Regions from separate parts of the Homo sapiens genome. Here region 1 is linked to region 2. A link is an interaction called in ENCODE POLR2A ChIA-PET data of the cell type or tissue named here. Cell type or tissue: GM12878. All regions are shown on one strand.

The links. Peaks named below come from ENCODE experiments on the same cell type or tissue, not always from the same donor. Only the 100,000 strongest peaks of a DNase experiment are listed, where the experiment ranks them.
Region 1: POLR2A ChIA-PET joins it to region 2 with 6 read pairs; 2 of 35 experiments call an interaction of 5 or more read pairs at or near these places.

Annotation. Positions count from the first base shown.
Region 1 is chr15:94,252,006-94,254,505 of GRCh38, reverse strand. The region is part of intron 1 of MCTP2 (multiple C2 and transmembrane domain containing 2); the gene reads right to left. Among named protein-coding and RNA genes, the nearest start is that of MCTP2, 22 kb to the right of the region's middle. In GM12878, no CTCF peak of the experiment used is centred here; no DNase peak of the experiment used is centred here.
Region 2 is chr15:92,907,594-92,910,093 of GRCh38, reverse strand. All of the region lies in intron 2 of CHD2 (chromodomain helicase DNA binding protein 2), which reads right to left. Among named protein-coding and RNA genes, the nearest start is that of MIR3175, 4.4 kb to the right of the region's middle. In GM12878, no CTCF peak of the experiment used is centred here; no DNase peak of the experiment used is centred here; H3K4me3 peaks cover 1,304 bases; H3K27ac peaks cover 1,264 bases.

The sequences.
Region 1 (2,500 bases), 1.3 Mb before region 2:
CATGAGTTTTCTAATTCCTCACAAATGTTAACAGAGCTGAGTAAAAATACCAATCCTATGTAAGAAGAAATCAAGGGTTATAAACATGAAGCAACTTGTCAGCCAGTATGTATTAGTGCCAGGATTCGAACCAGGTTCTCTCTGACCACAACATCTGTGCTTATACCTTAGGCTAGATTGCCATCCCTACGTAACTGGGATCACCAAATCTCTACTCTGGGCAAAGCAGTCATCATTCTAAAATAAGAATTTAAAAACCTGAAGAGACACTGTATAATAATTATTAGTGCATCACAATGGGAAATGGTAAAGAAAATTACAAAGGCTGATCAGAAAGTGATGCAATTCAAATATGCTAGGAAATAAGAAGCAATAATAAACAGAAGCAATCAAGAATATTCCAATGCTATGACGAAAACATTTGCTGTTGCCAATCAAATATCGAGGTATTCACAGCTTTCTAACATGTCACCCACCACAGTCTCATCCTCTATGTACACATATGTGCAACCTTGATCTATACCATTTGAAATTAGAGTCATTGAAAGTGAAAGTAAACAGTGTGCTCTGGAGCATCAAGGATCATGTAAAAAGCAGATGTGTTTCAACCCACCATTGAGCTATACTACCACCAGATTTTTTTTTTTAAGCTGATGAGAAAACTGTTTCAGTCTCTGGAGTTTAATGGTTACACTTGTGTGATACTGCAGTAGAATTAGGTCTGTCACATGCAACGATGTGAAACTTACATTTTGTGCATTAAAAAAAAAAAGAGAGACTTTAAGAGAGAGACTATTACAGTATCCTTTAGTTCCCCTAGGCATTAGCTCAAGGAATAAAATACACACCCCATTTATTCTCCTGAGGCACTCAGAGTACAGTAGGAGAAGCAGATAGCAAAGCAATTCCAACAGTGTTGTGTGATCTAGGAGGTGTTAAGAATGAGATGCTAATGCAGTACCTAGTTGATGCATTAATCCAGTGTGATAAAGGCTAGACCACAAAAAAATGTAACTAGAATGACAATGAAGGGACTGAGAAGCTGAATTTTGTAATTTGCTGATTATATGTGTTGGAGAGGAATAGGGAGCAGGCAGCAGCAGGTGTTTAAGTTGCCTAGATAGGCCAGAGGTAATATGGTGGAACCACCAATTAACACAGGGAAAGAGGAGCAAGAGCCATTTACAGAAGGTAAGGTGGAAGACTGATAAGTTATCAAAGTTGAGACACACTATATAGTCTAACTGGATATTCAAGGTGGGAGTTCAGAGCAAAATCTGAGATGGAAATGTGGAAGACAGGAACCGTCTCTCCTCAAACAAGTGTGTAAAGTGAAAAGCAAACAAGGCTGGGTGCTGAACCACAGGAATAATTAACTTTTAGTGGCAGCACAGAGGAAAGAGAGAGGAAGTTTCAAGGAGTAAGCAACAATTGCAAATGTTGCAGAAAAGTCAGCTGAGGGAAGCAGAGGTGCCCCCAACTTGTTTGGTTACTGGGAGGGCAGCAGACACCTCGGGGACACAGAAGCCAGGCTGTAATGAGCTGGGAAGCCAGAAAAGCAAGGTATGACAAGAGATAAGATAAAATAAACAACATTTAATTAAGATATGCTAATTTTTAATCAAATTTATAAATAAGTAGAAATTGTAAATAAGGTTCAGATATTAACCACAGATCCTCCAAAAATTTCAAAATTACCTGTTTCCCTTATATCATACTTTTCATGTCTTATTTTGATGGCTGGTAACCCTACCTAGGTCTGAAGAGAATCTAAGTTACACTTATAAGTTTAGGTGACAGATTACAAACTTTAGAATTAGAAAAGTTTAAGCTGTGATACCTTGTTTTTACTTTGAGACCAAAAAAAAAAAAATCTGTAAACCAGAGGCATGAATAAAAAATTTGTGGTTTATTTTTCTCCACTCTGTGTCACCTCATGAGGGGATCAGCACTTACCACAGCACAGCCTAATTAACTGTTGTCAAACAGAATTGAAGGTCAAATGGCTAATTAAAGATGGAGACATTACTAGAATCCAGATCTTTTGATCTGCCAGGTAATTTTCTTACAATGACAATTCAAAAGGTCATGTCTTACAACTGTAGTAAGCTCTGTAAAAACGTTATACTCAATATCACTAATTCTTAGGGAAATGTACATGGAAATTATGAGACACACTTTAAACTCACTAGAATGGCTATCAACAACAACAAAACAGAAAATGGCAAGTGTTGGCAAGACTCTAGAGAGATTGGAACCCTAGTGTGCTGTTGGTGGAAATGTAAAATGGTACAGCCGCTATGGAAAAATGATGTAGCAGTTCTTCAAGAAAATAACCATAGAATCATCACATAATCTAGCAATTCCACTTCTGGGTATCTGCCCAAAAGAAACGAAAGCAGGGACTTAAATAATTGTACACCGATGTTCCTAGCAGCACTATTTGCAATAGGCAAAAGAAGCAATTCAAGTGTCTACGAATGAACAAAATGCGATAAAT
Region 2 (2,500 bases):
TGGAGGTTGCAGTGAACCGAAATTGTACCACTGCACTCCAGTGTGAGAGATGGGAGTGAAACCCTGTCTCAAAAGAAAAAATTTATATATATGTATATATGTGTATATATATACATATATACATACACACACACACACACACACACACACACACGTAAAACCCTTAAAACAGTCCCTTACCCAGAGTAAGCACTCAATAAATATAAATCTACTTTGGTATTTTTCTACAAAATGTTCACCATGTACAATATTCCTTCCTGATAAAATCCAAAGTGAAGGCCAGGTACGGTGGCTCACATCTGTAATCCCAGCACTTTCGGAGGTCTAGGTGAGCCCAAGAATTAGAGACCAGCCTGGGCAACATGGTCCAAACCCATCTCTACAAAAATTAGACAGGTGGGGTGGTACACACCTGTGGTCCCAGCTCCTTGGGAGGCAGAGGTGGGAAAATCCCACCTGAGACTGGGATTGCAGCACCGCACTGTGTATGAGACGCTCCCCACAATAACAAATTATCCAGCCTCAGGCATCTATAATACCACCACGAGGCTGGGTATGATGGTTCACACCTGTAATCCCAGCACAGCAGAGTGAGACTCTGTCCCAACAACAACAAAAAATCCAAAGTGAAAGATTACCAGCTAGCAGGCACTGCTAGACTTAGAAACAACCCATACAAATGGGATACACCCTGGAGTTTATTACCACATTCTTTTGTATTTTTTCAATGTCGGTCACAATTCACAACCCACCAATGTTTTTATAAACCCAAGGGAAAGGAAGTTTAGAATGGAATGTAACTGCATTCCAAGTAAATAATTCTAGAATCTAAACTTCCAAAGGATGTAAGGAGAGTACACTAAGGAAGAGACGACCACAAGAGCTTAAAGCGACTAGAAGACACTTACAAGGAATTCAGAATCTTGAGGGGAGAAAGCCCACCTGCATATACATTTTTTATCTTTTTTCTTTTTTTTTTTTTGGTCACCCTGTCTCCCAGGCTGGAGTGCAGTGGTGTGTCAGTTCATCTAACTGCAACCTCCGCCTCCCAGCTTCAGGAGATTGTCCGGCCTCAGCCTCCCAAGCAGCTGGGACTACAGGCACCCACCATCATGTCCAGCTAATCTTTGTATTTTTAGTAGAGACAGGGTTTCACCATGTTGGCCAGGCTGTTCTCGAACTCCCTACCTCAAGTGATCCGCCTGCCTGGGCCTCCCAAACTGCTGGGATTACAGGAGTGAGCTACCACGCCCAGCCTGTGTATACATTTTAAAGGTATGCCTAGAACTGGATCTGCCATGACATTTAATATAGAAACATCCTCTTCCATCAAGCCTACAATTCCCCGTCAGCATCCTATCCCACTTTTGCTTCCAGAGGTCCTAACTCAAGCAGCTATTAAGACTAAAAAGGGAATTTAAAAATGGGACAGGCAATGGAAAGACCAAGGGTTAAAGTACACGAAGTGCTCCATCAGAAGATTTGAAAACACACGGAGATACTGCAAACATACAGAAACACATGCAAATTTGAAACACAGAGAGCTTTTAAAAATTAACTAGATCCTAGGGGCAGGGATGGACACTGGTATTTTTAGAAGCTCTCCACAGTCTGAAATGGGAATAAAAAGTAGAACCCATCTGACCTATAACCCAAAAAAGACAGGAAATAGAGGAAGTAGAGGAAACCCAAAACACACAAATCTTAAGACTATAGTTTAAGCAGACTTGCATGTTCGGCATTATGCTAAGACAAATATATAGTCCTATGGTTTAGACTGAACACTGAAAGCAAGCTACAGCCAATTAGACATTGGTTGTAAATATTACTGCTGTTACATTTATATCCATGGAGCAGTGCACCACAGTATTCAGTATTCATTCTCTAACAGCTTGAGAGGGGAAATGAGACAGAGGATAAACCAGGGTAATAATTATCAGCTTGGGGGAGTGGGGGTGGGTAGTTATCTACTCAGACTAACTGGCAAAAGCCGGGCTGTGATTCACACAAGAAGCTGTTGTAGTCCAGGAAGAGTCATATGCTCTCTCAAAAGGCTGGCTCTTCTCAAAAAAAAAAAAAAAAAAAAAAAATTCTAAGAGAGGATGAACTGTAAAACGCACCCAAGCTGACTAAATGAGGACTTGCCTCCTAAAATCATTCTCACAAATCTCTCCTGTAACTGGCCTAAACAAACTCTCCTGGTAGGCCAAGACAACCAGCGAGTTCCTCAGGGCCAACCTAGCTCCTGAAGAAGAACTTAGGATATGAAGGAGGGGTGCAAGAAAGTAAGATGAAACAAACAGTAAGAATAAAATAACCTTACTAAAAGCTTACATTTATTGAGCACTTTTAATGTGATGGGCTCTTTGCTAAGCATTTTATGGGCACTATATTATTTAATCTTCATGACCCAATGAAGATGACCATTATCTACATTTTTAAAATGAGAAAATTACAAGTCCAATCATAAGTGCTTCTTCACTGGCCTAAACTGGGAACA